3 separate regions of the Mus musculus genome follow, and regions 1 and 3 are each linked to region 2. The links are chromatin loops, found by intact Hi-C in ENCODE. Cell type or tissue: left cerebral cortex. All regions are shown on one strand.

Region 1 (8,000 bases), 140 kb before region 2:
TTTTTCTTTTTAATATAAAATATCAGAAAAAGATTATGTGCCATTAAATGTTTTAACCAGATGTAGAATATGTCCAGATTACCTATAAAGGAATATTAACTCACTTCAACTTGAAAATATTTTTGTCTGAATTTTTATCTGCTTAAGCCATCTATTTATAGTAATTACAGATGTTTTGTTTTCTTTTGTCTGTAGTCCAGTATATTCCAAATTCTTTTGTGCAGAAACTAAACAAATAAACATTAATTCTTTGAAATCATTTAAATGCCAGTATTTCAAGTTCAACACCAGCACAAAGATTATTGAAATTTTCTCAGAATGTTAAGAAAAATTCCAGTATGTATGAACTCTAAGATCTTAAACGTTGTTATAAATAACCAACAATGTAGCCTGATAATATTTTAAACAAATTTCTTTCCCATCAACCATAAAAAGAAATGCTTTCTTCACACAGGTAGATTTTTTTATTCTAATGACTGAAGACCTAAAAAAATTACAGCTTACTTTACAAAGTAACTCATATGTATAATTCATTCATTGACTATTTCTACCTCATTCATAGCAGAATTATTATTCATAAGGCCCCATGTGACTGGTTGTGTTATTACAACCTTAAAAATAGTGTTCACTGCTGTAGAAGATGTACTAACAGATGCTCACAAATGTCTGGCTTGATGAATCAATGAGAAGAAAGGAAACAGGAGTGGTCTGTGTAGGTGATTGTGTGGTGTCCATTAAGAAGTGTCTAAAAAACACAGGTGTAAGCAGAGAGCAGTGACAAAAGCATTCTGGGTTCAACTTGAATTTTTATACTTAGTAGACTTCTCTCCTAACTGCAGTAGCCTATATATCAAGTGGATAGGTTACAGGAGTTCAAAGGCAAATGAAATGAAGACGGAGCAAGAATGATTCTTCTGGTATCACTTTGGTTATGAGAAGGAAAGAAAGTAGATCATAAAAATGAACAACTGAGACAGGGAAGCTATTTTCAAAAAGGTTGCTTAATATACCATGCCTGTGTGCCTGACATATTCCACAGTTAAAATGCCTCAGAAAACCTATTAATTTTTATTTTTCTATTATTCTGTGAAAGCTAACACTCTGGTAAAGCCATTGAAGTTATCTTCTATAGAAGAAAAATGGTTTTGATAGCTCTGGAAGTTTCTATTTGATTAGTATGGAGTTAGCAAATTAGCTCACTCCCTGGTGGGAATTAGAAATGCAGAATATAAAAAAATTAATCTATCTGTGAATATTATAACAAATTTGACATACTATAAGAAAGAATTAGTGAATCAGACTATAAATATGAAAATCATAGTAATTTAGTAAAATTTAGTGAAAGGGATGGATGACAAATGCATTACAAGCATGTATAATCACTGCCTTGGTTCTGGACTCTCATAAAAGAGAAAAGACAGGTAGAGGTATAGCTATAGCTGTATATATGTGTAAATATATATAATATGAATATCTTTCCATATATATTCCTCCAGGGCAACATGTTTCAGGACAAAAGGCAGATTTATAAATTCTAGAGGTGCTTGAATCTGTATCGCTGTCATGAATGTACAGGTGTCATCTGACCTTTGTTTCAAGGTTATGTGGAGAAATGAGTATAGTGACCTTGCACAAATGTTGTCTTTTGACTGTAATGTAGGAATAATATATCCTCTGCCTTGAAAAAACACGTGCTAGATATAATAGAGAATTGGTAAAATACAAACAGAACATTTTCACAATTATGTGTGTGTATGTATGTGATATATATATATATACATATACATATACATATATATATGTATATGTATATATATATATATATATATATATATATATATAGAGAGAGAGAGAGAGAGAGAGAGAGAGAGAGAGAGTTCAGAAAGCCAAAACTCAAATATGTCTAAAGATGAGTGAGATTAAAACTCAGATTTCTTTATCATCTGAAAAAGCTGACTAGCAACTAAATTTTAAAAAGGAATCATGGATTCTGGAAGATCATTATGAAATCAATGAACTCCTTAAATAATTGTTAACATAGAATTCTATAGACAAAAAAAAAACCTCATTCTCAGAATTCAAGAGGATTTTCGCAGTAATGTAATTTTTTTTTTCATCAGACACCAAGTTAAAGATATCAAAAAAGTAACCATCAATAAATATAAGAGATTCACTAATAATAAAAATAAGTCAAATGTAAATATATCAAACTACAATTAATATTTACTCAAGCTTGAGAAGATGTGCTGTTTGAAATAAGAGCCAACAGACATGACAGAATGCAGTGACTTCCAGTTGGGGAAAGATTCCCTGAGCAATCGACCCATGGAAAGAGGGTTACTATAAAAAGTAATCTTTAATATGAAAAGATTCTGACATCTGTATGACAACACCTAAATATATTTAGTACGTTTTAAACTATTTATGACTAAAGAGATCAATAAAGGCTTAATCTAGAACAGGGTTTTGACATTGCTTTTATTCTTTACATAGGAAGATTTATATTAAAATTTTTATATAACAAAACCATTATATACATGGACATTTGGAGTAGATTAAGTCATGTTAAAATTAGTTCAGGCCATGTTAATATGGATAATCTCCTGAAGTTTCTGTGACTGTTGCTACTTGGCTGCCCATAAAGCACACTCTACATTGATAAAGGTTTTATATAATACTAAATATTACTATTTTATTTAATAAAAAACGTAATCCTAAAATAATCAAAATTTGCAAGAAATCTATAATATAACTTTAGGATTATTCATCAAAGCATAAAATGTAGAAAAAACATTTTGATATTTGATGATTATTATAATTATTATAATAATTATTCTTATAATAATTATAATAATCATGAAAATCATTGATTGTGAAAAAAAGAAATAAATCTAAATAGTTGATTTTCATCCATTTTTACTTCCTAAACATGGGCTTTCTTCATTAACATTAAAAGATTTAAAAATATTGTGATCTATTTTGCATCTATTTTATAAGTTATAGTGATTGAAATTCTTCTGAGTTTTCTGACACCATTGTAGAAAATGGTTAGGTTTCTATAAAAAGGATATTTCAAGAACAAACAAACAAACAAACAAACAAACAAAAAACCCAGAATACCTCAGTGTACATGCATGAATCAATGCCAAAATGCAAGGTAAAAGAAAAGTCAAGATTTATATATTATTTCTAATAGTAGAGCATGCTATATTCAACTTCATGTAAAGCAAGGTATTATCTTACCACTCAGTTTTCTTTTCTGAGATTATTTACAGCAAATTATCCCTACTTCCCTGATAAATTTAAGAGTGTGCATGCCAAATACAAATATGGATTTTATTATGTTTAGTAAGTACGATGAGTAGTTCATTAGTGACTCTCTAACATGAACAGTTATAGTGTTTTAGACATAAATAGTATCAACTGCCAAGGGAAGTAGTGTTATATCTCAGTGTTATTAGCAGACCTTCCTCATCGTGATTTTATTTTCATACTTCCATATTAGATATTTCCATGTGGACAGTAAAATGGACTATTAGCTTCTAATGTCTAGTGAATTACATGAAAAAGAATTTGGAAGGTATTTGCAAGTCCAAGTCGTTTTCTTTCGCTCCTTCAGCCACAACTCAGAACAACGTGAAAATGATGGTAAGGTCAAACAAGCTGAACAACCTTTTCGGCTGCACTCCGCATCTACCTGTGTTCTCAGCGATCTTGTTCTCATTCTCCACACAGAGGAAAGGACCACCTCACTAATGAAGCTGTCCTCAGGCGTGGTGTCCTGGAGTCGGCACCTCCAAGGAAGAAACCGACTTCATCAGTGTTTAAACTTAAGGAGCTGAGAATGTTTCCTGGTTGAGCATTGTTCCAGTTCTTTGCACCGACTGCCATGGATTCCTGGAGCTTGACCACATTACAATTTTCACACTTAGCAACTGTAAAATTGTTAAAACGCTATCTTTCCACACGGTTTATTCGTTATTACGGCTACGTTTGGCGTACTTCCTTAGTTACAAGCTTTAAATGGCACTTTCATCACTTCCCGGGGTAACCTTGGCCATGAAATCGGAAAATCAGATAATTTTCTGGTCCGTTTTCCTCTTTTTCTTTGGACGAGATTAGATTTTGCCACGCTTGACTGACAAACCTCATTTAGAATTCAACAAGAGGCCTGAGTCGGCCTCTTTAAAAAGTGGGAGGTGAGATGTCTTAGCCAGTGATGAGGAATAAAAGGCCAATTCCAACTCATCACACAAAGGCAATTAGTGATTAATTTACAATGTGTGACAAAAATACTTGGGACAGTATAAAGAGTCTCTTCATGTTAGGCCATGCCATGATTTAACATTCTTCAAAAATACCAAGCAGACAAAAACACTTGGGACAGGGTAAAGAAATTTGGTGTTTGATCACACCTTATTTAAAATTCTGCAAAAAAAAAAAAAAAAAAAAAAGAAAAAAAAGAAAATACCAGCCATGCTCAAGGGGCAAAAATGTTTATCCTGCATTTCCATTTCAATGTTTATTTTCAAGCATGTAAAACTGGAAGGAAAGAGTCAAAGTAAACAACAAGAAGAATATGATGAAGAATATGATGAAACATCTTACTGTAACACAATATATAATGTCCACAAATTTAAAAATGCTTTCATGAAAAAGAAAAAAAGAAAAATGGCAAAACAATAATATTTAATTTTAGGAAATGGCTAATATGACACCAAAATCATACATTCTCTATGGCATGGTAACTTATATATTATTGACTTTATTCTCTGCATCCTGTAGGGTAAAACCATTCAATGATAAGTTTAGGAATGAGACGCCCTTAGATCCTTCTTACAAAGTTTTGTGCTGAACTGAAAAACACAAGTGGATAAGTTAGCAGGAAAAGCTGACCAAATAGAGGGATTTATGAAAATTCCAAACCCATCATCTGCAGTCTATGTGATGGAAATGTGAGACTTTAGGTAGAGTATGGGAGTGCTTGTTTAAAGCCAATTTTATTTTCTGCTAACTTCTCTACTGATAGCCTGCGCTGTCTAAGCTTATCCTAAGGAAACTAGTCTTAAAAATAAAGGTATGCCACATCTTACGTCATAAAGGTTCTAGATATTTCAAAACAAATGTTCAGTTGTCCTCAAAGTCTATTTTGACATATTTGATTTCTGATTTATTTCCAACGAATTCAAGGCTCCAACTAAATATTCCGGTAGCAATAAAACTCTAAATCGTTTCTGAAACATTCTCTGCAAAGAACTGCAGGTCACAGCTGTTTGCATAAAATGTTAACAAAATATTTGGGAAGGATTGGACCACCTCTCTTAATCCCTTCGGCTGTGTAAATATTGCAGTTCACAGATCAAGTGTTCAGATGCAGGATTTTAAATGTTTTGAAATGAATTATATATGAAGAGATTCACAGCTGTCTGAAAATTTAAATAACAGTTTCAACAGAAAAAAAAATCCACAATATAGCAGCAGGCAGCATCATAATAAAAAGCTAGGGTGAAGTAAGATTTCATTTTATTTTTTAGCTGTGTTCTTGGACAGCTGTAACAAGCAACCATATGCTTGAAATTATTAATCTAACTCAGTGGATATCATTACAACTCCAGGAATAGCCCTTAGTAAGAGAGGTTATCACAGGCACAAAAAAAAAATTAATAAGGACACAGAACACATGAATTTCAAAGTTCATTAAAACTTTTTATATCCTTCTTGCTTTGAATTTCATATACCTTTGAATATTTCAGTTAAGTAAATAAAAAAAAATCAAAGATTTTTTTATACTTTTGTTGTACTTTTGAAATTTCTGAAAATCTGCGATACACATGTTGATTTTAATGTTCATATTTCTATATATGTTATACATTATATATGTAAATTTATTATATATATATGATTACTATCCATATCATTAATTTTATATGTAACTTTATAAATTCATAGGACATTTTTATTTAATAAGGAATATGTTAGGCATACTATGGGTAAAATTTATATAACTTTCTATATTATTGATGAAATATATTATTCAATCAGCATGTAAAATTATTCTTACTAAGAGAATATTTTATATAAATATGTAGGAATTCTCCAAATTCCAATATGCAGATGAAATTACAATATTATAAATGCATAGAGCATTGTAGGGTAAATTGTATTTCCCCTGAGTATCTATTTTTCTAGCATCACAGATAATATGAATGCACAATTTACATCACTGACATAATACCCCCTCCAGGGGTAATAGGAATCTATCTCCATTATTAACTATCTGATGCTTAACTTTATCTACAACATGTTTTCCTCTCTTGAAAAACAGTAGTGCAGTTTAACTTATTATTTTTCATATTGCCAAAATTTAATGAGTTATTGCTCTATATCAGATATCAATTTAATATTACAGTAAATGATATTTATATATAATATGATATATAATAATATTGTATATTTTATATATCATGTATGTATACTTTTAAATAATATATATTTGTGTATTAATAAATACATTTAGTATAAAATTATATAATAGACATTCTAGCATGAACTCTCAAGTTTCAGATATCATGCAACTTCCCTGTGGTACCATACCATAATAATTTTCAAATAATGGAAACGGCATAGCTATAATATAAAATGTCATCTTTCTGACAATGGAACAAATGTAGGAAATGTTAGATTACATTTTTTCAGTTTTGAGACAAATATACTTTCTAAACAGCTTTATATGGGTTGTCTATCATAAACCCCTGCCCATAATCAAAAACTGCTTTCCTTTTAAGTGTCCTTCTCAAACCCACTCACACTGTCACAACAATTTTCCTGACATCTCTTCAGTAGTAAATAATATGTATCTTAGATGGGCATGGTGGCACACGCCTTTAATCCTAGTACTAAGGAGGCAGAGGCAGGTGGATTTCTGAGTTCAAGGCCAGCCTGGTCTACAAAGTGAGTTCCAGAACAGCCAGGGCTATACAGAGAAACCCTGTCTCGAAAACAAACAAACAAACAAGCAAACAAACAAACAAACCAACAAAAAACCCAACCAACCAACCAAACAAAAAAGATTATGTATGTTTACATAGCAAATAAAGGATGGTAGGGAACAAATAACATATTACAATCCATGGAGAGGAAGTATTGGAAGTATGTATTTGAACACAATATTATGAATCAAAATATTGATTCCCAAGGAAAAGTTATAGACATACCCCTGTTCCAAGTTCCAAATTTTGAAGGAAATGTCAACCAAAGACTGTCCCACCTAGGGAAACATTCCATCTACAGACATAAGATCCCCCGACCCACTCTTGCTGATGCCAAGAAGAACTTGCTAACAGGATCCTGGTATCGCTGTTCCCTGAGAGATTCTACCAACTCCTGACTAATAGAGATGCAGATACTTACAGCCAACCATCAGACTGAGCCCAGAGCCCTCAATGGAATAGCTAGGGGAAGGATTGAAGGAGCTGAAGGGTATTGCAACCCCATAGGAAGAATAATATCAACTAACTGGACCACCCAGAGCTCCCAGGGACTAAAGGACCAAACAGAGAGTATATATGGAAGGAGCCCTGGCCTCACATACATATGTATTAGAGGATGGACTTTTCTAACATTAATGTGAGGGAATGCCCTTGTTCCTGTGAAGGCTTAATGCCTCAGCTTGGGCCATGCTAGAGTGGTGAGATGAGATTGGGTGAGTGGGTGGAGGAGCACCCTCATAGAGGCAAAGAGGAGTGGGAAAAGGGCGATATATTGGGGCTGTATTGGAGGGGTAAATGAGAAAGAGATATCATTTGAAATATAAACAAATAAAATGATTAAAAATGCATATATCTACCTTTTTCTGAACTCCCCAAGATCTAAAAGAAAATGATTAAGACTAGATGAATTATTTGTTAATGGAATTATGTTTTTATTTTTAATATCACATATAATATATACTCTATCTAAACTGTTATTGAAAGCTACACTAGCAATTCTGACTGGTGTAA
Region 2 (8,000 bases):
TAGCCTTAAATCCTTTTGAAGTTCAATCAGGATGGCCCTTTGGTTGGAAAAAAAAAACGGATAAAAGCCCCTCCTTCCTTTCCCTCTCTCCTCCCCCCTCTTCCTCTATCCTCCCTTCCCCAACACCTCCCCCACCCCCCTGCATTAGCCCTCTCAGAGCATTTGGACTTCTAATCTAATGGTCTTAACATAGGACCTTAATAAAAGGTCCAAGTGTAAAACAAACAAACAAACAAACAAACAACGACAATAAAATAAAATCACCACTTAAAAACTTTACAGAGAAAAAAATAGGCATCTTGTTTGGCTTAAGCATGAAGCATGTCTTATTACACAGATATCGACAGATACCCATATTCCTTTGAACAGATGTTTAATAATAAACATAGTGAGAGAGTGAGTGGGGTGGGGTGTGAGTCTCCATCTGCCCTGCTTTCTCTGGGTTCCTTGGGAACTGGCAGCACTAGTGGTTACCAGCTCAGCGTCTTCTACAGCAGACTGAATCTATGCTAGTCACGAGGGCATATACTACTGTGCTGCTGCTATTTCATCTTTCAGGTCCAGCATCTCCTGTTCCCAAGTGCAGGGGCTTATTTGAGATTTTACCCCTCTCAGGAGTCTCATCCACAGCCCAAAGCTTAAAACCTCAGGCTTCTAAACAAGAGGACAGGGTTTTTGATGATTCTACAGTGAAGTCGACCACTCCTGGTAACCAGAGAATCTGGTCTGAGATGCTGAGCGCCTTTCCACATGCTCCACCCTCCCCCGTGCGAAGGCTTGAGCTGAGACCAGAGCAAGCCATTATGTATGAAAGAGGAGCAGACCTCAGGGTCTGAGAGGACCCGGGGCGAGGCCATGTAATGGACCAAGACTGGTTTGTCAGAGGCTGAGACCAGCTCAAAGAAAAGAACACAGGTAGTGTTCCTGTCTCCAGATTTACTCTCCAGGAGGAACGCAAAACAGTCCGGAGCAGAGAATTAGGGATTGGAGGGTTGGGTACTTCAAGACCTGGTGCCTCTGGCTAGGACAGATCTTCTCTCACCAGATAAGCTGTAGTGGGATCCATGAACAACTTCTTGGTATCCACACTGCCTGTCTCTCTCAACACTATCCCACCTTCCCGCCTTCCTCTACCTTTGCTTTAGAGTGTTAATGACCCCCCCCCCCAGATGGAAGGGCATCCATCCTTTTCTGCCTTTCACAACCCCCTTCCTCAAAAATTAAAGTTCTTGTTAAACAGCTTGTAAAACAGCCAGTGGTGCTCTAAATAACAGCTACCGGGTCAGCCACTTTCTCCAAAATAAAATTACCAGCCAGCCTGAAATCGTCTTCCAACATCAGCACCAAATAAAGGTTTCTAAAACCCACACACATCCTATGAGCCTTGTTGTCATCTCTCTCAGTAATCCGGACGTGTCACTTCTCCAGGTTCTCAGGACCCAACCGCACCCAACCTCCCAGCTCAGGTCTCAGACCTCTTTCCGTCAGCCTTCCAACTTCCCAACCCCCAATCAGCCTCAGACCACAGGCAGGTTCTTTGCCTGGCGAGCACTCTGCAGCTATGTCAAACAATGCAACCAAAGATACCAGAGAGATCCGGAAACGCCAGCAAAAGCGGACAAACATTAATTGGAGATGAAGAGCGGGGATTTAGTCTCCGCAGCGGCGCTTGGAGCGCTGCGACCGGCTGACACAAGCTCCACCTCACCCATCCACCCCAGGGCGCCTTGGTCCCCACCTCCATTTCCCTACCTTCGTTGCTGGGGCTGGCCAAAAGGGTCCGGAGCGCCGCACACAAGAGAAGGCACGTCCAGAGGGGGCCCTTTAGAGGTGCCGAATAGCAGCCTGCCAGAGAGGCAGGGACGCGGGGGGTGTCGTCGCCGCCACCTCTGCCCTGGGTCCGTCGGTGTCCCGCACCGCGGGGCCCGGAGCCCCGCATTTTCTACTACCCTCTTCTGCCTCTTGTGTCCTGCGTGGCTCAGCCTAAGGTTCAGGCTTGGTGGAAGGGGCGAGAGAGACGTGGAACTCCTCCTCCTGGTGGGGTCCTGTACCTTCTGGCTCTCGACCCCTCTAAATGCGGGAATCACAGATCCGCAGAGACCGCTGAAGAAGTTTGCTTCTGGCTCCTGTCGCCCTCCCTTTCAGTTGGATAAGATGAATTAGAAGTTCTGATGGCTAGTACAGTCCTGGGTGGGCTCGGTCAAGGGTCTGTAGAGGGTCGGGAGTCCCGCTTCTTTGCCCTTTAAGACTTTTTCTTTTTCTGGCACCCCCCTTCTTCTTCTTCTTCTTTTTTTTTTTTAAGTGCCACCAGGGTCGGAGTGGTGGTGAAGGTTCCCTTTCAGTCTTCAGTGCCGATATGGACGAGATTAAAGAAGACGAGTCATCTTAAATCAAGATGATGTTTTCAATAAAAGAGAGAGAGAGACAGAGAGAGAGACAGAGAGAGAGAGAGAGACAGAGAGGAGGGAGGAGGGGGGAATCAAGCAGAGTGTCTACGGATCAAGGGGAGAAGAGTAGAGCAAACGGTGTGTGGCAAACACCGAGTAGAGTGGAGCCCAGGCAGCAAGCGATCTAGAGAACTGGAGAGGCTGGCAGAGGGAAGTCAAATCGCTGCGGGCTGAGCTCGGCCGGGGGCGGTGCGACCGGCGGAGCGGGCTGGAGCGCGGGCCCGAGAGCGCAGCAGAGCCCGGAGGCTCGAGCCGCTGCGGTTCCCGCTGCTCAGCGCGGAGGCGGAGTGCGCGGCGACCAGGGCGAACCGGCGACTGCACCCGCGCGGCGCTCGCTCGCTCGCTCGCTCGCTCGCTCCTGCTGTGTCTGGAGCTCCAGCGTCTCCCCGAGCCTCCCGACTCCGCGCCTCCCACCTCCTCCCTCCGCCCTGCGCTCCCCCGCCCTCTGCTGCTCGCGGCCTCGCCAGTGACAAGCTACTGTAAGTGTGACTCGCTTAAACGAAGTCGCACACCCACAGAGGGAAGTAATCTGCAGGCTGCCGTGGTGAGTGTTGCCTAGCGGTCTCTGAGAAAGGCGCGTCTTCCTCCCGGGATAATTAGGGTAAAGAATCCTCGCTACAGTGCCTGCGAGGACCAGAGGTCCCTGAAGGAGGAAGGGAAGCCAGCCCTAGCTCAGACCGCAGCAGGAGGATCAGTGGGTCCCTGAGTCTGGCATAGCGCCTGCTGCCCTTTGCAGACTGTGGCACCAACAACCTTGTCGTCATATAACAGCACATTCACAGGCTCTGCTGGTCCGTGGATAGTTTCTTTAACACCTATGCCCCTCGGTTCCTTTGACCCTTTCTGTTCTTCTGGAATAAGATAGTCACTCAACGCTTTCTTGAGAAGTAAACTGTAGACTAAAGTCAGGGATAGCAGGTCGCTTTGAGATCTCAGAGAATCAAAGAATTTGACTGTTGGCATTTGTACTAGGCTAGGCACTCTATACTACATGAAGACTTAATTCATTTATTTCAGTGATAGAATACTTTAGTATTGAAATTACGTAATGGGAAAACATGCAGTTAACTCCAATGAAATTAACATGGGTATAATAATGTCAGAGCTTTAACATTTTTAATTATTTTAATTGCCCGTGGTTCATTACACTGAAAGAATAACAAATAACCAGGAAAACGCAGCTGAAGGGCATCTCCGTTTTTCTGTGCTTCCCCTGTGTTGTGTCAACCTGCTTTAACATCCATCTTCAATTTACTCGTTCATTGTTTCAAAAAGATACACAAGAAGGGGAATTTTAGAAGGCCAGCTCTCAATATCAGAATACAAAGTATCTCCCAAAATGTGTGTGTGTGTGTGTGTGTGTGTGTGTGTGTGTGTGTGTGTTTTAAAGAAGAAAGGCATTTCATTTAATTCCGGCCTTTGATAACTACTTTTAAGACTGGGCACCTGCTCACACTCACTAGTCTGTTGATGCCTTCAAAATAAATTTGTCACAATGGTTAGACGGTGCCCTATGGGTTTTGTTTAGATGCGTTCAATAAAGGAGAAAGAAACACTGCAGCGGTGGCACACTCGTTTAAGGAGATGGACGCTCATCTTTGACCCCCCCCCCAAATGTTTTGGCAATAGGAAGCCGAAAACAGATTCATTCTATTATAATGTTCTTCGAATGCATGAAGCCAATATAGAGGAGTGGCAGTGAATCTGTCTTCCAGTTTGGCTAAGAGCCTCACTTCGAGATGGAAAGTTAAAATTTATGGGTCTATTTGAAGACCATTCAAAATACGAGTCTTTCCTCCACCTTGGTTTATAGCTGAGTTACTTAAGAATTTCAACACGGAATAGCAAGGAAGAAATCTAAGGCCTTGCAGTCCACAAGAAAGCTAGAACAAGACATGGGCAGTTCGGTGGCCTCTGAGTATGTGCTTTACGTCTTTGAACTCAGCATTCTTATTAGTGAGATCGATCGGGAATTTACAGAGTCTTCAAGTTTACACAGCCTTCTTTACAGTGTGTGTGTGTGTGTGTGTGTGTGTGTGTGTTTGTGTGTGTGTGCCTGTGAGTGTGTATCTGTGCTACCACTCTAGAGTAGTAATAATGTGTAATTATTTAATATCAATTGCATATAAATCAAATATATTTACCATAGAGTTTATATTCCGGTGTTACAAAAGCCTTAGACAAACTTTCTGTGTTATGATTTGGTAAAATTTGAAATTTGATGTTTGCTTTCACTGAAATATCTCATGCTTCTCTGATTTTGATGCCTGATATTCCTTTCCGTAGAAGTTTCCTCTACTCACACATTAGATTTCCTCACTCTACAGTGCATTGCTCCACAGCTAGTACTGATGCTCAGATATTCAGGCCTAAGGTTTTTCTGACAAGATACCGGGGGGTGGTGGGGGGGTGGTGGGGGGGGGTTGTTTCTTGAAGGATCCACAGCTTGGAGTTTCTATCAAACAATACAATATCAACATTTTCCAAATGTAAAACTAAAGATATTTGTCTAAGTACATACACAGATTATAATACATAACATATACATTTATATATGTAATAACGAAACAAATATAGTCTAAACCAAGCATTCCCAAGAATTTTTTGGACATTGGTCATATATGGCTTTAAAAGTGTAATCTTCCACTCAAGATGAAAGATTTAAGTGATTCAGAATGCCTAATGTAGAACCGTTTTTATTGTCCGAGTATTTGTTAAATAGTATTTAAATTTGATGTCCCGTTTTCCTGAAATGTCTCAAGCTTCTCTGATTTTGATGCCCGGTACTCTTTTCCGTAGAATTTTTCTCTATGCATACATTAAATTTCATCACTATATACATATTTTGAAAGAGATAACAGCTGTAAAAGGAGATCCCAAAGACAATGATTATTTTTATCAAAGATTGTTAGTCAGAGAATACTATGGTAGTTGTTTGGCATTGGCCTCAATTTCAAAGGAGCTGCACTCGGCCATATGGTATTTTCTTGGCATATAATTAATCTTTGCCCACACTGTGGAACCAAGGCTTTGGGTAAAACTAGAGTTGTATTTTTCTTTCATACCTACAGTGTTGCGCCATAAAATGTTAGCCCATCTTACTGGGTTGAATGTTCTAGTATCTGTATTTGTCATAAAAATTATGTTTCAAGATGAGAATGTCTCTGATTTCTTCTTAAATCTTTGCTTTTCTACTGTGATGGATTATTATTTAGGTTTGTTTGCAAATTTATTTGCTCTTAGAAAAAATTATGTACGGTAACCTTGACAGAACACCCTGAGAGTTGAGTGCCTTGTATTTTCAATGTTGTGGATATAGTGAATAAGTTAAAAGCTTGCATTTATCTTCTTTACGCTCAAAACAGAATAAAAGCAGTCATGGTACAAAACATTATCTTATTTACTGAAAATTTACTGTGTATGAAGTATTACTTGATTTCACATTAATTACTTCAGCCATAGTGTGGGTGGATATAATTATTAGTCCAATGTTAATGAGAATAAAGAGGAAAGGAAGGTAGCTGACCTGACTAGTCATATAGCTGGTAGAACATTTGAATTTTAACACATGTTCTGGCTTTATTAAAAAAAAAAAAGCTGGTGCAACAGAAGTAAGGGATAAATGAATTACTGTATAATGTTGAATAAACAGAAACAGTGATCTCAAAACTCCACACTAATCAGAACAATTTGATAAAAATACGTGTCTATGATTGACTTAAAGCAAAATCAAATAATACATTAAGTAAAGGATGAAGGAAGAGGTAAATAAAGAAACTAAAGATATAAATAATCTCAATTTGGAGACAAAGATCAACAACCACAAACATGTATTCTATAATTGTGTGTGTGTGTGTGTGTGTGTGTGTGTGTGTGTGTGTGTAGTGAAGATAATGTGCCATCAGGATTAAGATCTGTAGACAGCTAACATTAGCCCAGATAAATGGCATAGAACTCATGCATAAAACATTGTAGAAAACAACAATCTCTGTAATCTTTTAATTTAAATGATTTTTGTCATTATGTAATTCTTTTCAGGGAGAATTTTGTAAAAAGTAATAGTAGGGCAAATAAAAGATGGTCTAAAGAAACTATAAAACACCACAATGAAGTTATTCTTTTTAGGATTTCTATTTGCTGCATGATGATGTCAATTATTTTGATCTGAAAGAAACTATTCATACTATATTTACGCAATCAAGTCTCTAAGGTTCTGAGACACAATAGCAGTATACTTCAATATATCCTGGCTTTTTTAGTAAATGTGGAATAATTTATTCAAAGTTACGTCAATAAAACATTTTCCCCTAAAAACCTAGATCTAAGTCTCTCTATTAATGATCCACATTTCTAAGATTTAATGGGACCTATATTTTATTTACAGGTTGTTGGTTATCAGCTAGCACTTTAAAATCCAGTGAAAAATCGCATTTTATAAAATTAGTAGACAAGACTCAGGAGATGGCTTAGTTGTAAGAAGTACTCACTGTTATTCCAGAAGATTTGGTTCCCAGCACCCACAACAGGTGGCTGGTGCCCACTGCTGGATCTGTAGGCACCCTCACGGCATATGTATACGCACTGACACCACACATGACCATCAATAGAAACACAAAAGAAATAAATGTGAAATAATTGAGTAAAGGTTCCGAAATATAATTTCATTTTTAACAAAAATTCAAAACGTTACCCTAGAAACTGAATTTACTAAATACATATATCATTATCACTAGAATACTTTTCCTTTCTTTGGCTTTTAAGAATAGAATAGAGCCTTCACACTGTTATTAAAGGAATTTTGTGGTAAAGGAGGAAAAGATGTTCATATAAATCACTGTGAGCCCAAAAGCCACAGTGGCTCATGCTGGTTTATTCTTTAATCATCCACACACCGATGATAGAAGTTTGAGAAAATTGTACCACAGTGCAAGGCCAAGGCTGCTACAGCTTATGAGGAACCAAACTGTCTTTCTAGGATGTTCTTTGGCAGTTGTGCTTGCCTCCAGCATCTTGGACAACTGGTGTCATGTAAAGAAGTGGACAGTGAAATAATAAGGACTCTTGAGGCTAAAGAACTAGGAAAGCATCCTCAGAATGATGCTATTGTGCCTTCTAAAATCCCATTAAATTCTGGGCAATCTCCTGAACTGAATGTATTTCACAGAATGTGAAAAAATAACTCTGGTAAGTTCCATAGTCTCAGGACAGAGTATTACCCTCAGTATACTGCTGTCTTAACAGCACAGCTAATTGACTCACATGGTATCATATTTTATAACATAAGTGGCAGTTTGCTAGGAGCAAAAATTACTAGACTTTCTCAGTGGCATGAGGAAAAACAGAGCCCCACATAGGGTTTGCTGCTATTGTTTATAGCCTGGGAAACAAGATTCTAGGTAAGACTCAGCAATGACAGTCTTGTGTGCTTCCTGGTGACGTGTTAATTAGAAGCATCATTCGAAGCATGTTTTAATAATATTATCATGCCTTTCTAACATGGCTAATTAATTAAGCCTAGTAACTTTGAAATTTTTTCCACAAATTAGTGAAAAT
Region 3 (8,000 bases), 91 kb before region 2:
AACATAAATTAGTACACCATATGATATCTCTGCATTAAGCACTTACGTGGTTGCTGCATTATTATCTTTATTTCTGAAATTTTCTCAATGTCTTTAATAAACACCAATTGTTTAGAGTAAAATATATTTAATTTATATACTTTATAATAAGTACTGTAGACATGCATTAAATAGTAAAAACATCAATACATACTAGTGTCTTTGCATATGAGTCTCAAATTTCTTCTGCATATCTAAGGTTCACCATAAGTAAGCATATTCTGTTTCCCATACCCAGCAGAAAATCTCCTACATCTGGTATTCAAGGGTGATACCTATGTGCCATTGTCTGTCTTCCTAGACTTCATAAGGAACAGCATTGCACAGACTGTACATATTGGTTGAAAGAACATTAGATTAAAGAAGGAGTGATACTATGTATGATTTCTTACAGTGCTGACAGTCTAGAAATGTATTTTTTTATATAGAAAGCACATAGATATTTATATAGTTTGGTTTACCTAGTTAAATGATATGTAAGATCATCCTTTTATATGTATGCTATTCTAGAAATTATAATTATATACAATGCAAGTTAAAGAAATCATGATTATTCTATCCCAGAGATACTCTAGATTTATATTAAAATGTATATACTAATGAAGACACTTTATTTTTAATAAAGAATAATAAAGAGGAAGTATTCCAGAAAATAATATAATATCTTCAACTCTATGTTATGGGCCTATCATCTAGTAGCTGCTATGAAGCTGTAAAAGAAGAAGAAAGTAAAGAAAAATGGAACTCAGCTATCCAGACTCTTGTCTTTAAAAGATAGACAGTGAAATAAATTGAGCAACTTGAACACAAACATTCTGAATCCGAATCAATGCACTTAAATAATTTCTAGATTGTTGTCTTTCACACTCTCTGTCTCACCATTTTCAAATTAATTTAGGTAGCTTTTAATACAAATACCTTGTTTGTTCCATAGATTCTATCAGGCCTCTAAAGCTAAAGTGATGTTTCCCACTTTTCCAATTGTATGTGTTTGGTTTTGTTGGCATGGATGTGCACTGTGGAAACTTAGATTAGTGCTTCTCAACCCTGCCTCAACAGTAAGGGAGGATATCACATAAAGTACTTGCCAATCTCTGGAGGTGGTTTTTCACTTTCAAAATGAAGTGTAGAATTCCTAAGGCTTCCACTGGGTGAGATCAAAGAGCCTGCTAAAATCCTCCCTGACATCTCTGACCCACATTCTCACTCCCATCATCTCATAAGTATCTGACTAAAAACATTAATGACAATGTTGAAAATATGGCTTAGAATGAAAGGGAACAAAAAGCAAGGACAATATTCTGTAAAACTATTGTAGAACTCCAAACCCCCAGTAGAGCATGGTTTAAGCTGAAAGAACCAAAACTCATCTATTTTTATTATCCTTATGTGTCATACAGGAAAATAAACATGAGGGATGAGCTAGTTAATTGCCAGTTCATGGTGTTTCCTCCTATCTGAAGGGTATGTGCACATGTATACACACACACAATCATGAACATACATACATGGATACATAGAGCGCATACATACCTGCAAACACAGGTGCAAAAATTCATAAACACCTGCATACATACATATGAATACACATGCATGCATACATGCACATATCCACCCATGAATATACAGTCACACACACAAAAACCACTTTCATTTTATACTTGTATAACTCCTAACATTGGCTGAAATTTTAAAATTAAGATTAGTTTCTTATTGTTGAATAAAATAGCATTCTTATTGTTGAGTAAAATAGAACCAACAGTTCAATTTCTTTGATGTTTTTTGGTAATGTGCCTAATTAAAAATAACTAGGCTCCCCAATGAATAATTACAGGAACACCTAATATGCTATACTTCCAGCCACTTTTTTGTGCATCAAAAATATGAGCCAGAAATATGAATGATCACCATATTGTTCCCTGCTGTATCTGAACTCTTTCTGAATCTAAGCTCTTTCCTGAGTTGGGTATTTTCACTTTTCCTTGCTGCGCAATCATCTCCCAGTTGGACAATTAACAAGAGCTTTTCCTCCACAGCCCTTGAGGGGCAACATGCTTTACCCTGTATTTTAGCACGCACTATATACCTTCTTCACTCCAACTGGTTTTGGCAGTGACCCACAATCTAAATCTCTTTTCCCCATTTAATAGAAGTGAAACCATAATTATGTAGGGCTAATTTCAAATTACTACTTCATTCCACTCACAAGTGATGAAGATTAGTGGTCTTGCTCTGCATCTGAGTATGCCAGCAACACAAGCACGGGAGAACTCAGCAGGCAACATTTGATTCATGTGAACTCAATTACTTCTGTCAAACACATCCATTTCAATAAAAAGCAGAAACTTCCAAAATGGGCTTTTCTAACCATTTTGTACTAAAAAAGAAAATCATATGACTCCTGAGGGGAAAAAAATAACATGGAAATAATGATAAATAATAGGTAAGGAAACACACATGGCTAAATGGATTTGAGTTAGTATTTGTTTCCTAACACAAACAAAGTTTCAAAGAAATAATTTTGCATACTTATTGTTGTTAATTAGAGAAAATGAGGCATGAATTTCAGCATTATGAAGCTAATATATAGCAGATTTTAAGTTAATAAAATGAAAGCTAGAGTATTTTATTGTTTGACTCAACAGAGATTATTACAGATACAGCTGTCCACTTCTCTTAAAGGAAGTTCAGTGGGAGTTTCAAGTGGTATGAAGATAAAGGGTCTTACATTGCTTAACTTGCCTTGGCCACTGAACCTATGCTATGTTATTAGTAAGGATGAGATAATATAGTTAATTAACTGCCTGGCATTTTCAATCCTGAAATGCAAATCCTGGAAATCTTTAGGTCAAGCCCAACGTGCCTACAGGTGTTATAGCTCACACAGGATGACTGACTAGGCTTATCATGTCATCACCCAGAGAAGTCTGCAAATATTCATATATGATAATGTACTGCAGCAAATGTATTCAAATTTCAGCGTCTTGACATAATTACAGCCTTAATTAAACCTTAACCTAATTTGGTTAGCAGAGAAAGTAAGTAATTAAATGACATTATGTAATAAGGCCACTTTATAAATATATTTCAATAGGCCACTTTTGTGCTTTGACAAAATTGACTAAGATGGTCTCCACAGTCTTGAATACATGAGATGCCAATCAATTCATAGTATGAAAATGACTTATTTTTGCGTATTGAATTTGGCCTCTGAATACTTGATAAGAAACCATTGTTTTAAAAGGTTTTGAGTTGGGGAAAAATCTGTATGTGAAGAGAAATGTAAAAATAAATAAGCCAAATGGTATTTTGTGTAACATCACATTCTCTTTTCTTTTGGTTGAATCTACTACCTTTCCTCCTGGTTTCCAATTTCTTTCTTACCCCTGCCAGTGTAGTAGAAAGAGAAAGAATTATTGGGGACATAATAAATTATAAACTAGGTAAACACTTAGGAGTCTAAGTCTAAGAAAGGGCAGTGTGTGAGTAAACAAGAGGGAGGCATGCCTAGAACTGACCAGTTATAGTATCCCTCCAGAAGAGTACTAGAATGCAGATTGGAAGGGTGAGTAGAAGTTAACCAGGAATGATGGAGACAGATGACCATTCAAGGGGGTGAAAGAAGATTATAAAAAGAACAAGTAAAATGCTTTCTGAAAAGTTGAACAAACAGTGCATGCTTCCAATGTAGAGAAGAGAACAAAGAACAGTCAAAAATAAGGACAGACCTAATCATGATCTGTGCTGGCTAATTTTACGTCAACTTGACACAAGGAGAGTCATCTGAGAGGATGGAACCATGATTGTAAAAACACCTCCAGGGAATCAGGCTGTGATTGGACAAGAGTGTAGGACATTTTTAAAACTAATGATCCATGACTGTTAGTGGATCCATTAATGAGCTCAACCAGTGGTTGGTGGCCTGCTGAAAGAGAAGGCTGAGCAAGACACGAAGAGCAAGCCAATAAGCAGCAACTCCTTCATGGCCTCTCTATTGGCCCGCCTTACTGGATGCTGCCTTGCATGAATTCCTGTCCTGACTTCCTTCCAGGATGAACAATGATGTGAAAGAATGAGCAAAGAAATCTTTTCCTTCCCAAGGAAGGTTGCTTTGGATCATGATGTCTTATCACAGCATGCAACCCTAAGACAGGATTGTATATATAATAATAATAATAATAATATATATATATATATATATATATATATATATATATATATATATATATATCATAATGCTCACTACTGAATTTTAAAATTCAGAGGGGGAGAAAAGACACATGTGGAAAGCAGGAGGCTTTTTATTTCTTTATAGATGCTACATTCACAGGCTTTTAAGTCAAAACTATGCATAAAGCCATGCATTATAATTTAAAACATAGTTCCAATAATATCTAACTTTAATTGGAGAAGGAAGTAGAGGAGAGTGAATGATTCTAGGAGCGAGATAACTGAGTGGTAATTTCTAGGGAAATTTTTGATGGTTTGAATTGATATTTAGGAAGAAAATGTCTGAATCAGTCAGAGACTTGTGGCCAATAATATTATCTGAAACATCACTTTCAACTTACTATTTCAGTAGCGCAGATTACAGTGGTATAATTTAAGTCCAATGGCATTTCTGCCATTCCTTCACACATATGCACTATCTATATAAAATTTTCCAGAATATGTGAGAGCATATAAGGCCCCAAAGCAAACTCTCAATTTTTTGAGAGTTTATTCAATAAGAAGGTAATTTATAAAATCAATATGTTTAAATTCTACTAAAATTGATACAAATATTTTATACTATTAAAGACAATTGACTGGAGCAAAAAAAGTGTCTCAGCAGCTAAGAGCATTTTGCATACAAACGAGGTTTCATTTCCAGCACCTACATGGCAGCTCACAATGGTCTTAAATCCCTATTGCAGCACCTGATGTTCTCTTCCTTCTCCCGTGGGCACCAGGCATGCTCATGGTACAGAGACATATTTAAAGGTAAATACTCACACATAAAAAATTATAAAGTATCTGAAAATGATTAAAAGAGGCATTATTCATATGAATATCTCTGTATACAATATACTGGCTTGTACAGTCGGTCACACTGAAAACCTTGAAGACTGCCCCAGCAGAGAGACAAACTCAAGAATTTAGATGCATTCATTTATTTTCTTTAATTATTATTGTTCAACATGAGTGTTTTGCCTGCATTATTTTTGTGTACTACATACATTCTTAGAGCGCAAAGAGGTCAGATAAGGATGTAGGATTTCCTGCAACTGAAGTTAAAGACAAATGCTAACTGCCATATCAGTGTTGGGAATTGAACTCAGGTAGCCAGTGCTCAACTATTACACCATATTAATATGGAGGAGTTTTTAAACACGGCTTTTGCCGTTCATCCGGATCTCACTCACTGTGCTCGCTACTCAAATTATGTAAAGTATGAGGCTAAATAATAATATAAAATGTTAACTTCTCACACTAGCAGACATTCATAGAGAAGCCCTACTCCCTCGAGATATGACACATTCAATGATAAGTGCCAATAGAATATTTTCATCTCATCATTCAAATTTTACTCTCTAAGGGTGCAGGGGCTTCTTATACCATCTGTTAATTGGAATGAGAACCAATTTTGTAGTGGTCTAGTTTAGCCTTTACCTACTCCTTAAAATAACAAAAGATCAGGAGATTGTTGCCTTAAAAATAAAGTTAAAAAAATTACTTATAAACTTTTTATCTATAATATTTTATAATGAACTACAGTCAATATTAATTTAATTGATGTTTTTACCATATAATTGCATATGACCCCACCATAAACAAATGTAACTGTTCAAAAACAAAAACCAAAGTATTAGACCATTTACATAAACCTAATCAAATGAACTGTTTCACTACTCCAAAACCTTAGAATGATTTAGACAATGTCCACTTGACAATGTTCCTAAGTGTATATGTGTGTATTTCTGTGTATATGTGTATCAAGAATTTACATTGAAAAATAACTATGTAATTAATTATAGGTAATAATGTAAAAATAACAAAATAGGAGCTGATACTGAAAAAGGAAATGTTAGTTCATGCAAGAGTTTTTTGAGAGAATTAATAAACCAGCCTCATTGAGATTGCCAAGTAAATAATACTGTTTTGTCTCTATTGATGTTTAAAGAATCTAAAGTCAAGCTTGAGCAAACTAGATAGGTTAGTACACACAAAAGAGCCTTAGAAAACAAGAACAGTTATGAAGAGACAGAGGGTGTGCTCAGCATTGGGTTTTCTCCTCAGTCAATAACATGAACCCCTTGTTGTTACTTAAAATTAAGATATCATGAGAGCACACATTTTCAAAGGAAAAAAATATGCTTTCTTTTTCATACACTGTTCTCTTTGGCATGAAGTACTATCCTGTTTCAAAAAGCCATTGATAAATATCCAAGTCTGAAAGGGCAACTTACCACACTGGAGGCAAAGTGAGAGCATTTTCAAATGAATGAGGAAGCATGCATGATCAAGTTTCAATTTAAAAGAAAAATTAGAGCAGAAAGAAAAAAAAAAGAAACTCTCCAAGTGCAAATTGCTTTGAAATGACCTTTCTGTATTGGCTCTGTCTCCGAACACTTATTTTCATGGGGCACTGGTTATTATGCATTTAAAATTGATCTATAAATTTTGAAAAGCAAGCATCTAATTGCAACCATATGTAAACAACATAGTAAGCTAAGTCCTGCAAGATGACATTTTTTTTTTTCTGAGAAGTTCATATTTCTAAACCTGCTTTTGAAGAATTTTTAAATGGCAGTTAAAAGCATGCCAGGACAAGGTTTTTTCGCATTTACATTCGGTACAGCAAAACAAGGATAGAAAACAATTTCATGATAGAAAAACCACAGCGGTAGATGAGCAATCCTACAATGGATGTTGGCAAGCTATTGGCTGTGCCATTCAAAGGAAAACTTCTGAAGATAAGGTGAATATGAAACACCATATGGAGAGCCAGAGAATCTCTGAGCATTAATTATGTATCATCAGTAAAATCGTGCATTAAATCTTTCATCATTGCTCAGAAATTTTGATTTTCAGAGAAGAAATCAAACTGGAAGGGAAATAATCTCTATAAACGTATCACTTCTAATCACTGGTGGAAACACATATACATGATCCAAGAGAAGTTCAAGGCCCTCACAAATGGACAGGCAAAGGCTTACCTTGGCAGGTACCATTTTTCTCTTCATATCCAGCCTTGCACATGCATTTCCCAATGGGAACCAGCCACTCCCCTTCAGCACTGCAATGCATCTTGGGAGGATCATCTGTCACAGAATGGTTGACGCAGGAGCCTGACACCTCTAACAACTGTGATGAATCTGCTCCAGTGATAGTGTCAGGGAAGATAGCCAAGTGTCTTACTACAGAGGGACACTTTTTATAGTAGACACGGACAGAAACCAGAGCAATGCAAGCACCGACATCTTGGAAAGCAAGATAAAATCCCTTTTTGCTCAGAGGTCCGACATCTCTGACCTCTGTATTCAGTTTCATGACACGGTCACCAAGATCAAGTTCTGTGAAGCTCTCATCTGCAGCGATGGTATCAATCTTGATGTATTGGTTCTCTTTGATACTTCTCCCATTCTCATCATCTGATTCAAAATAATACATGTTAAATGTCTCCTTACAAGTCCCCAGTCCTCCAGGAAGGCTGTTGCAGTCCCTTAAAGTAAACTTGAGTTCAATAAAGATTCTGGAAGCACCTTCGTTAGAGATCCAACTGGTCAACAGCCAATTATTCTGATTCTGTTCCATAACTTTGCACACTTGGTATGTGTGGATGGGGGCATAGTTCTCATCAACTTCACCAATCTCTTCCCACTGCACAAGATAAAATAGAAAGATGTGAAAAAGGTTTGGAAACTCAGAATGAAACAGAAAAGTCATAAAAAGTCATAAAGCTAATTTATCCAAAGAAA

What was found. Hi-C counts contacts between places; a loop is a spot of excess contacts. Peaks named below come from ENCODE experiments on the same cell type or tissue, not always from the same donor. Only the 100,000 strongest peaks of a DNase experiment are listed, where the experiment ranks them.
Region 1: a loop joins it to region 2, with 2.6 times the contacts of the local background. A loop is called at or near these places in 4 of 42 quality-filtered maps.
Region 3: it touches region 2 in a loop (2.3-fold over the local background); 4 of 42 quality-filtered maps call a loop at or near these places.

Annotation. Positions count from the first base shown.
Region 1 is chr5:84,277,693-84,285,692 of GRCm38, forward strand. All of the region lies in intron 3 of Epha5 (Eph receptor A5), which reads right to left. Among named protein-coding and RNA genes, the nearest start is that of Gm42163, 140 kb to the right of the region's middle. In left cerebral cortex, no CTCF peak of the experiment used is centred here; DNase peaks (open chromatin) are centred at 3,810 and 4,068; H3K4me3 peaks cover 688 bases; H3K27ac peaks cover 540 bases.
Region 2 is chr5:84,414,567-84,422,566 of GRCm38, forward strand. It overlaps Epha5 (Eph receptor A5), which reads right to left and starts at 2,816. Exons shown (of 16, transcript NM_007937.3): 1 at 1,753-2,816. The coding sequence starts at 1,939. It overlaps Gm42163, which reads left to right and starts at 2,172. Exons shown (of 4, transcript XM_030254978.1): 1 at 2,172-2,210; 2 at 2,548-2,991. The coding sequence starts at 2,172. In left cerebral cortex, a CTCF peak has its summit at 3,007; DNase peaks (open chromatin) are centred at 533, 702, 1,663, 2,639 and 2 more places; H3K4me3 peaks cover 3,516 bases; H3K27ac peaks cover 3,334 bases.
Region 3 is chr5:84,323,990-84,331,989 of GRCm38, forward strand. Epha5 (Eph receptor A5) reads right to left here. Exons shown (of 16, transcript NM_007937.3): 3 at 7,239-7,902. Among named protein-coding and RNA genes, the nearest start is that of Gm42163, 89 kb to the right of the region's middle. In left cerebral cortex, no CTCF peak of the experiment used is centred here; no DNase peak of the experiment used is centred here.